Linked DNA regions of Homo sapiens: region 2 is linked to region 1. A link is a loop called in an ENCODE intact Hi-C map of the cell type or tissue named here. Cell type or tissue: endothelial cell of umbilical vein. All regions are shown on one strand. Each heading gives the region's core, and the rest is flanking DNA. Links, peaks and the distances in the headings are about the cores only.

The links. Hi-C counts contacts between places; a loop is a spot of excess contacts. Peaks named below come from ENCODE experiments on the same cell type or tissue, not always from the same donor. Only the 100,000 strongest peaks of a DNase experiment are listed, where the experiment ranks them.
Region 2: it touches region 1 in a loop (5-fold over the local background); 2 of 110 quality-filtered maps call a loop at or near these places.

What each region holds. Positions count from the first base shown.
Region 1 is chr19:54,460,111-54,465,459 of GRCh38, reverse strand. It overlaps LENG8 (leukocyte receptor cluster member 8), which reads right to left. Exons shown (of 16, transcript NM_052925.4): 16 at 3,444-4,694. The coding sequence ends at 4,532. It overlaps LENG9 (leukocyte receptor cluster member 9), which reads left to right and starts at 1,682. Exons shown (of 1, transcript NM_001301782.2): 1 at 1,682-3,728. The coding sequence starts at 1,934. The coding sequence ends at 3,370. CDC42EP5 (CDC42 effector protein 5) reads left to right here. Exons shown (of 3, transcript NM_145057.4): 3 at 1-434. The coding sequence ends at 359. In endothelial cell of umbilical vein, for the core only: a CTCF peak has its summit at 2,537 (motif pointing right); DNase peaks (open chromatin) are centred at 679, 1,019, 1,579 and 2,329; H3K4me3 peaks cover 1,826 bases; H3K27ac peaks cover 3,166 bases.
Region 2 is chr19:55,650,734-55,656,082 of GRCh38, reverse strand. CCDC106 (coiled-coil domain containing 106) reads right to left here. Exons shown (of 5, transcript NM_001370470.1): 4 at 4,588-4,800; 5 at 2,922-3,653. The coding sequence ends at 3,337. It overlaps U2AF2 (U2 small nuclear RNA auxiliary factor 2), which reads right to left and starts at 1,048. Exons shown (of 12, transcript NM_007279.3): 1 at 930-1,048. The coding sequence starts at 978. RefSeq lists enhancers at 223-302, 1,253-1,922 and silencers at 663-802, 1,013-1,062, 1,153-1,202. In endothelial cell of umbilical vein, for the core only: a CTCF peak has its summit at 2,280 (motif pointing left); DNase peaks (open chromatin) are centred at 622, 1,652 and 2,162; H3K4me3 peaks cover 2,011 bases; H3K27ac peaks cover 1,898 bases.

The DNA of each region.
Region 1 (5,349 bases), core at 39-5,038:
TCCGGCACACGCTGCACGTGGGGCGCGGCGGCGACGCCTTCGGGGACACCTCGTTCCTGAGCCGCCACGGCGGCGGGCCGCCCCCCGAGCCCCGGGCGCCCCCCGCGGGGGCCCCGCGCTCCCCGCCGCCGCCCGCCGTCCCGCAGTCCGCAGCGCCCTCGCCTGCCGACCCGCTGCTGTCCTTCCACCTGGATCTGGGGCCCTCCATGCTGGACGCGGTGCTGGGCGTCATGGACGCGGCGCGCCCGGAGGCGGCTGCCGCCAAGCCCGACGCGGAACCCCGCCCCGGGACGCAGCCCCCCCAGGCCCGCTGCCGCCCCAACGCGGACCTCGAGCTGAACGACGTCATCGGCCTCTAGGTTCCCTCATTCCCCGCGCCCTTCCCGCCCGGCACCCCACTTCTGTATACATAAACGGCCAAGGTGTGTGCCCGGGCTCTGACTTTTCACTTTGCACGTGGAAAGGGATGAATGATAGGGTCCTGGCGCCTCTGAGAGCCGGATGTGTCACCCGGAGGCCTGGTCCGGGTCCGATGATTGCCCTGGGGTGGGGGTGCGGCTCCTTTAAGAGAGCCCGAGGGCGTGGCCAGGCGGTGCCCCTTGCAGAGGCGGCGGCTCCCGCAGTCCCATTCGTCAAATACTGTGCGCCACCGCCGGCCGGACGTGGTCCTGGGGCCGGGCCAGACTCAGCCACCGCGGGGCCAGCCGAGGCGGGGCTGCAGAGTGCTGCAGCCCCAGGAGTCTTTCTGGCCCTGAACGCCTCAGGTGGACTCCGACCCGGCGGAGCCGCCGTTTACTCTGGGAGCGGCTGCAGAGGGAAGTGTCTGAGAACACTTTTAGAGCAGTAGGGGCCTGGTCTCCGTGGGGGAAGGGTCCGCAGGCATCTTGGTTCTTTAAGGCCCCCGAGGGATGGGGCCGAACATGCAAATGATTTGGACTGAGGGGCCAGGTTCTCGTAAGTTTCCCAGAGGGGCGGGGCCGCAAATGTAAATCACTTGGACTGAGGGCGGGTCCAGGTTCTTTAAAGACGTCCCCTCATGGGCGGGGCACACAGGTATCACCGGGAAAGGGGCGGGGCACCACATGTAAATCACCGGGAAAGGGATGGGACACAGGTAAATCACCCGGAAAGGGGCGGGGCACCACATGTAAATCACCTTAAAACGGACAGGGCACACATGTAAATCACTTGGGGAGAGGCACACACGTAAATCACCCGGAAAGAGGCAGCACAAAAGTATCACTGGGAAAGGGCCAGGGCACGCATGTAAATCACCCGGAACGGGGCGGGACACATGTAAATCACTTGAGAAGGGGAGAGGCACTCGTAAATCACCCGGAAAGGGGCGGGGCATTACATGTAAATTACCCTGAAAGGAGCGGGGAACATATGTAAATCACTTGGGAAGGGGAGAGGCACACATAAAAAAAAAAAAAAATCACCTAAAAGGGGTGGGGCACTCGTAAATCACCAGGAAAGGGGCGGGGCACCACATGTAAATCACCGGGAACGGGGCGGGGCACTACATGTAAATCACCTAAAGGTCGAGGCACACGTAATCATCCCGAAAGGGGCGGGGCATTACATGTAAATCACCCAGAAAGAGGCAGCACACATCAATCACCGGGAAAGGGGCGGGGCCAGGCTCCCAAGAGCTCCGGGAGACCGAGACTGCCGCAGCCTTTACGCAGCTTGCTTTCCTGGCGCTGGGGGAGGGCGCAGCCGGGAAGTCCCAGAGCAGCGGTGTCAGGCTCTCCACCAAGGAGGGACTGGGCCAGAGTCCTCGCGAGGGCACGCGGCGTGGTCCCCAGAGCTAGGCCGGAGCGCGGGCCGCTGACGCCACTGTCGGGTGAGGCTCGGTGCATCCAAGGGGAGCCGCCCTCCGTGCGGGGCGACCTCGTCTGCGCGGCGGGCGTGCCAGTTCCCCGCACCCATGGCAGCGGCCAGAGAGCCGGAGTTGCCGCAGGAAGCCCCCGCCACGGAACCCGCGCCCCCGCCGGCCTGCCGCTTCTTCCTGGAAGGCCGCTGCCGCTTCGGCGCCCGCTGCCGCCAGCCCCACCCTGGGGCGCCGGCGCCGCCTGGCCGCGAGGCGCAGCCGGAGGCCGGGGCCAAGAAGCCGCCGCTGCGCACAGCCGCGGACGTCATCCAGCGCATCCGCTGGGACCCGCGCCTCGACCCCGCCGACTTCTCGGTGGGCTACGTCGACCGCTTTCTGGGTGTGCGCGAGGAGCCCTTCAGCGCCTTTTGCTGGGACCAGCCGCTGGCGGCGCTCGGGCCGGGCGTGCTGGCAGTGCCCCAGCACCGCGTGCGCTTCTTCCGCTTCCGTGGCCGCCTTGTGTGGGACCGCGCCTCGCGCACCGACCTCGTCTTTGGCTCTGGCTCGGCGGCGGGACGCGGGCCCACCATCCTGGACGCACCGAACACCGAGGGCGCCCACGGGGCAGAGGGTGCCGAGTGGACACTGGCGGGGACAGGTCAGGAGGCCCAGGCTGCCCCCAAGCGAGGGAGCACAAGGCCGCTCTGCACAGGGCACCAGGAACCAGGCGTGGAGGAACCCGGAGAGCTGGAGGCGGCCCAGGAGAGGGCGCTGGGCACAGCTGCTGATTTGGGAACACTGGCCCCAAGAGGACGCCTCGCCGGAGTGACTGAGGCACTGAAGCCAACAGCAGCCACCAGGACCACATTGCTGGGGGGCAAGGAAGCACAGGCCCTGGGAGTCCCGGGGGGCTCCGCTGAGACGACAGAAGCCGAGTGGGGTCCTGCGGCCTGGCCCGAGGACAAAAGGGCCCGCCTTAGTGTTGCAGCCCCTTGCCAACCGCGCCCCACACATTTTGTGGCCCTCATGGTGACCGAGCCTGGGCTACAAGCAGAAGTGACCAAGGCCCAGGAATACCTGGTCCACGTGGCCCCACACTGCGCCAACTTCCTAGTGCCCTCTCAGAACCTACACCTGACCCTGGCCCTGCTGCGACTGGCAGGCGCTGGGGAGGAGGCCGCTGCCATTGGAGCTCTGAGACGGGCCCTCTTGGCCCCGGGGCTAAATGCACCCCCTCGGCTGAGCTTTAGAAAGCTGGTCCTCCTGGGCCCGCATGTGCTGTGTGCCCCACCCTCTCCCACACTGGAAAGCATGGCACAAGTGCTGAGCCAGAGGCTGGAAGCCGAGGGGCTGAGTACACTACAGTCTCCAGGGCAGCTGCACCCCCACCTCACCGTGGCCAAGGTGCCCCATGGTTCCCAGGTCCACCTCCCCAAGCTGGAGTTCACCCTCAGCCAGGAAGTGGGGTGCCAGCCCCTGCAGACACTCTGGCTGTGCCGTATAGGGAGGACAGGGGGGCCTTTCCAGCCCCTGGCTGAGATCCCCCTGGAGTGACACCCCCAGACCTCTGGAGGAGACAATGGATGCAAACAGCCCACACAGGAAAGACAAAGCAGGAGCGTGCACGCTCTCTCTTTCTCTCTTTAATTTTGGTTTCTCTCAAGCTTCCAAATGGTGCTCAGTGCTCCAAGGAAAGGAAGGAAGGAAGGAAAAGGAGGGGAGAGGAGGGGAAGGGGAGGCAGAGGAGGAACATCTGGAAAAAAAGCAGCCTGACAGTCCAGCTGTTTGCAAACTCATAGCACATCCTCCAGTTACATGGCAGAAGAGGGAGGGAGGGAGGGCCAAAAAGAAAAGGGAGAGGAGGAAGAAAAATAACTTAAATAAACACACACACAAAGAAAAGAGAAGGCAACATGACGTGAGCTGGTGATCCATGAAGGCAGGGAGGGAGGGGAACCGTTTTACCTGTGCTGAACCAAGGGAAGAATGCGGAGAGGGAGGGAGGGAAAGGGGAAAAAAAAATCAGAAGAAACACTGGGGGCAGAGGGAGGAGGGGACACGGAGACAACTTTATACAACTTGAGACGAGGCGGCCCGGCCGGCGTGTCCTCAGTGCGGTGTGGCGGCGGAGGATCTGGTGCTGGTGGTGCTGGCACTTCAGGGTGGGGGGCCGAGGACGGGCACAGTCTCTAAGCAGCTCCCCCACCCCAAACACGGAGGCCCCAAGGGGCTGGGAACAAGAGTCTGTGGCGAAGCAGGTGAGGCAGCGGGCGGTGGGCGGGCTTGCTGGGTGCCCCCGCCGCAGGCGGGCACGGGCTGGACGGCCTGTCTTCTTTCCACTGGCCCCCCGGCATGGGATGGGCCAGGGCGCCGGGTCGGGTACCGGAGTGCAAGCTCGAAAGAGAGAGAGAGAAAACACTGAGACAGCATTAGTGGAGTGAAAGGCGGACACAGATGAGCCTGCAGACCATGCCCCCAACCCTCCGCTGCCCATCCCCTCCTCCCCAATCCCATCCCTCTGAGGCAAAAAATAAAAACGTAGAAAAATCTCTGTACAGACTCCCCGGTGGGAAAACGGGGGCAGGGATGGTGGCTCTTCCTGGAGCGCACTCCCCACAAATAAATTTACAACCCAAGTCCACGGCTCAAAAACAGAATCCGCAAAGGCAGCGCTGGGGGCTGCAGCCCCTGCCCCCGCCCCTCCTCGCTGGGTGCTCAGAAGGCTGACAGCTGCGCCAGGCTGAGGCGGCAGTCGATGCTGGAGTTGTCCGGGCCCGTGTAGGCCAGGCCCAGGGGCTCTAGGAAGGCCCGGCAGGCGGCCTCGCCCTCGAAGGCCAGCTCGGCCTGCAGGTAGGAGACTGGCAGCGCAGGGCGGAAGCTATGGAGACAAGAGGAGAAGGTGATGAGGCGGGCGGGCGGGAGGGCAGGGGAGGGCCCCACGAGCGGGGAGGCCCCCCCATTCGGGTGCCCACAGGATTTCCTCAGCACAGTGCCTGCTGGCTCCCCACCCGCCTCCCAGCCTCCCCACCTCAGGGGCTCGGGGGGGGCCCGGGGGGGGTTAGTGACCCCAGTCCCCTGTGCCCCCCTCACCCTCACTTACCTGTGCGGGGGCCAGGGAGGAGCGGGGACGGGCAGGGAAGGGCCCAGCGGGCTCCTCCGCTGGCTGAGGGGCAGGGACCAGATGGAGGGAGCAGCACGTGGCAGGGGATGGGGATGGCGGGGCTGCCAGGGCCACCGTGGGGACCCAGCCCTCGCTGCCTCCCCTGCCCTGCGTTACAGTGTCTGGGAAGCCAGGCGCAGGGGTGCCAGCTAGCACTCACCACTACACACTGAAAGCAGTCACTTCCGGCTGCTGCTAAAACACACTACTGACTGAGCATCTAGCACGAGCCAGGTCCTCAGAGCTCCCTGAACCCTCTTCCACAGGGTGCAGCCCTACCCTTTCCACACACACAGGAACCCAGGCACCGAGTGAGGGGCACTAAGTCCTAGAACCCGCTTCTGCTCCAAAGCCAGAGCTTTCCTGGAAGCCC
Region 2 (5,349 bases), core at 302-5,301, 1.2 Mb before region 1:
TTCGATACCCTGAAGGGAACCTGCCTCCCACCTTCCCCGTAAGTGAAGAGTTTAGCGCAGTGGGCCAGATCCCTCTTCCTCCCTCAGAACCTGTTTTCTTATCTCTATATTGAGATCTGAGACTGAGTATTATCAGGTGCCCTGAGATTGGGATTGTAAATGATTTGAGGTTTGTCTCAAACACTCCATATCGCGATTCTCGGGACCGCCAAAAGCCCCGCATATGCAGGATGTGTGCGTGCGGACACTCAAAGAATGCAGATGCTTTTAGGCAACATGTGCCAAACACGTTAATATGAGGCGCCCCACTACCAACAGACGGGGCAGAAACCACCTGGCGGGAGAGATCAGAGCAAATCAGCAAAAAGGAAAAGGGGTACGCGAGGGGCCCGTGGCCTCCAAGCATCCGCCGAAACGGCTCTGCCCTCATCCACGTGAAGGAAGGAAAGGGGCCCCCCCACCAAGTTCTCACAACCGCCATTTTGGAAACAAAGGGGGCGTGGAGACGCTGCCGTGGGCCCGACCGGAAGCGGAAGTGCCAAGGCAGCGGGAGAAAAGAGATTACGGGGACTAACATAATCTCCTTTTCAGAGAAACCAAAAAGATTTTAAAAAACAAAAGTTCACGTCGAGGCATCTGGCGCGCTCGTGCCGCGTCCCCCGCGCCACCTCCGCCAGGACCACGTGGGGCGCAGGGACAGCCGCCGTGCGCATGCGTCACGGGCCCGCGCCCCGCCGCCCCCTTCCCCTCGCCTAGCGCGCGGCGGAACGCTGGGGACGTCACGTGAACGAGGCGCGCGCCACGGAACCAGGGTTGGGGGGCGCCGCGCGGCCGTGAAGTGGGGGGAAGCGAGGGAGAAAATGGCGGGGGGGCAAAGAGCGACGCGAGGAGCCGCCCACACCTCCGCCCCGCGACCCCGGTGCCCTCACCTTGTTTATTCTCGTTGAGCTGCCGCTCGAACTCGTCGAAGTCCGACATGCTGAGGCGGCCGCGTAGGGCCCTGTGCAGCTTTCGCCTCGCCTTGCCGCCCGCTCCAGCCGCTTCGGCTACTTCCGCCGCTGGCTTCGGCTACTTCCGGCCGCCGCCGGCGCTTCGCCACCTCCTACCTAATCAAGCCTCCGGCAGCCCTCCCCGCCCCGCCCGGGCTCCGCCCCCTCACCCGCCCGCCCGCCCGCGAGCTTGCCCCTCCCCCCGAGCCTGGCTCCGAAGCGCCTCGGCTATCTCCGGATACTGGACGAAGGCGAAGCAGGCGGCCGCTTCGGCTGCTTCCGAAAACACCCGAACGTAGGGTTTCGCCGACTTCCCAGGTTTCCGTAACTTTTCCGAGATTATCTCCTCAACGTTCGGAGGTTTCCGTGTGTCCTCGTGTGCCACTGCGCCCAGTCCCCTCTGCGAGTTCGGGTTCTTCCAACAATTCAATCCGTCCCAGTCTTTGGCTTCTTCCACGGACTTGCTCCGATCTTCTCCGCCGGCCCTGTCCAAGCAATCGGCCACTTCCGACAATCCTAACCGTCCCGGCCTTCGGCTCTTTCCGGAGATTTCCGGATCTCGCCCTCGGGCCCCTCCTGGGATTAAGCTCGAGTCCGTGTTTCGGCTCTTTCCGGAGATGCCACTTGCTCACGCCTCCGATCAGAGAACTTCGGCTCCTTCCGCCACCGCTTCGTGAAGGCCTCACTCTCCGGGGACAGCTTCGACTTTTTCCGTGGGTACCTCGGCTCCTTCCGGCTTCGGGAACGGAAAAGGGAAGGAGAACAGAGACGAGATGGATCAGGGGAAGGGATAGAGAAGGGGACGAGGTCCTAGTTCTCGGCACCTGGCTCTCCGGGTGGGGAAAGTGAAAGAAAAAAAGGGCCGGCCTCGCGGAGGGCCTGAGAAGGTTGTGCCAGACAAAAGCAGCAAGAGGGATGAAGGGTGCGCGCGACCGCTGCGGAGGTTGCCAGCGCGGCTTTTTGCGCCTGCGCAGGGTGGAAGCCGCGGGTGAGGGGAAACAGGCTTCTGCGCCTGCGTAAAAGTCGTTCTGTGGCGCGCTCTCCCACTGCTCCCGTGAAGGGGGTTGCGGGGACCAGGTTTCAGTCCCCATTGCGCGTGCGCGAGATTTCCCTTACAACGGTGAAAGTGCTTAATCCCCAGCCGTTAAATCCGGCCACCCTCTTGGTTGTCTCGGCAACCACATCAACGCGCTCCGGCTCTTCCCGCCGCGCAGGCGCGGCAGACGGATCATCTGGCATTACTTCCGGGAGACAGATGATCTGGCGTTACTGCCCCCTGGCGGCCCAACGGAAGTATCCTCCAGACTTGGCCTGGCCGCTAGGTGGCCTCCCTCGCTAGAGGTCATCGACTCACGCCTCTCGCGCCGCGCTCCGGTCTGGGTAGCCCAGCGGGTAGTGTCCACGCTTCTTTTTACTTTTTTTTTTTTTTTTTTGAGACGGAGTCTCTGTCGCCCAGGCTGGAGTGCAGTGGCGCGATCTCGGCTCACTGGAACCTTCGCCTGCCGGGTTCAAGCGATTCTCCTGCCTCAGCCTTCCAAGTAGCTGGGACTACAGGCGCCCGCCACCACACCTGGCTAATTTTTTGTATTTTTAGTAGAGACGGGGTTTCACCGTGTTAGCCAGGATGGTCTCGATCTCCTGAACTCGTGATCCGCCTGCCTCGGCCTCCCAAAGTGCTGGGATTACAGGCGTGAGCCACCGCGCCCGGCTGTGTCCGCGCTTCTTTTCCCGAGCTCTGCCTCCGAGTTTTCTGGGGCGCAGCTGCTTCACTCTCCATCTCTGCCTCCGGGGGGCTAATTACACCGTATCCTACCCGTCCTCCCGCCTGACCACCCACCCCCTTGGAAGCCCCCGCAACCCCGTCACCGTCTTCGGGGCGACGGCCGCCCCCTCCCAGGCACGTCCCCCTCCTAGGAAGAGGCTGAGGCCAAGTTTATTCCAAATTTTCACGTCGTTTTTTAATTTAAATTATCTGAATAATTCTCTGTCTCACGCGGAGTTGGGGAGGTCTGTCCGGGAATCAGGTGGGCAGCTCCTCCGCGGGGCCAGGGCGGAGACGGGGTCTGTACAGTCCCCCACTCGAGGGGGGGGCACCCGCCTGCCTGGTTTTCCAGGAGGAAGGGGCCCGGCGAGGACAGGGCTGGGCAGCCCAAGCGGAAGGGGGTGCCGGCGTTCGGGAAGGGGCCGCGGCCGGTCCGGGGCCGTCGCGCTTGGGGGCCCGGCTAAGGGAGCCCCCAACCCAGGGAGCGAGGAGGAGGGGCAGGGGCGCGGCGGGGAGAGGGGCAGGTCATCCACCGGGGTCCACGGGGGAGGAAGGCCCGGGTGGAGGCGCGGAGGCGTGGTGCGATCACCGCTTGAAGCGGTAGGTGATGGGCAGCAGCAGCTTGCTCTTCTTGAGCGCCTGCACCTTCTTGAGCGTCTCGTCGTCCAGGGCCAGAAAGCAGCGGCGGGAGTACTCGAGCAGGCGCTCCTTGGAGGGGTCGAACTCGCCCACCTCGGCCAGCTTCTCGGGGGCCACAATGAGCAGCTCGGCGATGGGCGTGGTCAGCGCCACGGTGTTCCTGTCCACGCGGTGGTGCTCGAAGGCCCGCGACATGCTCTTGAGCTTCTGGAAGGTGCCCAGGATCTTCTTGTACCGGCAGAGGACCCCGTCGGCGTCCTTCACTGAGGGGTGGAGGCGGGGACACGAAAGTGAGGGGCAGGGCACAAGACTGAGGGGGCGGACACGGGAAGGGAAACGGCCATGGGAAGAAAGGATCTCGGCGAGCAGAGGCACGGGCCGGTGCAGGTGGAGACGGAGAACAACAGGCAAGGAAGGGGCAGAGAGGAGGGGAAGAATCGCAGCCAGATCTTGGACCAGTGGGAAATGGGAAGAGGCAGGCCCAGGAAGGAGAGTGAGGAGACAAAATGAGCCAAGAGGCCGGGTTCAACCCACGCGGTCCCAGCACCCCCCGACACCCCGAGCCATCACCCTCGTCTCCCTGCCTCAGGTGAATTCACTTATTCAAGTCTCACCCTCCCCGTGAGGTAGGTCCTACTGCGCACCTCCTCCTTACTGATGAAAGTTAAGGAGGTGCCCAAGGTGGCCCTGCCCTCGACGGTGGACCAAAACTTAAAAGTAAACCCAGGACAGGCCATGCGCGGTGGCTCACGCCTGTAATCCCAGCACTTTGGGAGGCCGAGGCAGGTGGATCACGAGGGCAGGAGATCCAGACCATCCTGGCAAACACGGTGAAACCCTGGCCTCTACTAAAAATACAAAAAATTAGCCAGGCGTGGTGGCGGGTGCCTGTAGTCCCAGCTACTCGGGAGGCTGAGGCAGGAGAATGGCGTGGACCCGGGAGGCGGAGATTCCAGTGAGGTGAGAATGCGCCACTGCACCACTCCAGCCTGGGCGACGGGGCAAGACGTCCCCCCCGCCAAAAAAAAAAAAGAAAGTAAACCCAGGACCACACGTGGAGGAGGGAGAGACAGAACCCGGTGGGTCTTTCTCCAGCAAGGCTGGAGGGGCTTGGAGAGAAAGGGGGACCTCTGGGAAGGACACACAGCAATTCAGCAGCCCGGGCCCCTCAGCGCCCGCCCCATGCACCCCACTCACCTCGCTGCCTCTCCCGGGCCTTGGGCTTCCCAAAGCGCCTCCGACTAGCACCTCCCTTCTGCTTCTGCCGCCTCCTCTCACTGGCGCTGCCTTCTTCGGACGCTCCGCTGAGGGAGGAGGCTGCTGACTCAGGGTCCGAGGCCTCGCCCCCAGCCCCACCACGGCTGTCCCCCTCCATCCGCCTGGGCCCAGGCTTCATCCGGCAGTGGTCCTCTGGGGAGATGGAGACACACACATGAACCAAGGGACCAGACATCCCATCACAGGTCCCGGGACTGAGAGAGGCTGCAGTCCCCGAACTGGATCCCCCAACCTGGGCTGGTCCCCTAAAGAGACAGAGAGACAAGGAGTACGGTAGAGACGCTGGTGGCTGAGTAGAGCCAGTTGGGGTCTGTGGGAGGTGGTAATGGGTGGAGCATTTTCTCAGAGGCCTGGGTTGGCAAGAGGTCTTACGGAGGCAGCCGACCAGGGGCCTCAGGACCCCTGTGACTATGCGCGGTTCCCATAGGGGAGGGAGAAATTTCTGGGGACTGGGCGGGACCTCTGGAGAGTAGCCTCTGGAAACCCAGGAGGCAGGCAAGGCCTTGGCTGGAGTCGGGGGGTCAGACCGAGAGAAATCAGGGGCCCTGGGTCCAGCAGGCTGGGTCCCACCTCCATCTAGACAGAGGGAGCCGGCAGGCGGAGGCCCAGACACAGATTCCTCTAGAAGGCGGGTTAGGGGAGGGCTCTGGTGCCAGGGTCCCCACTGGGAAAGTGCCGAAG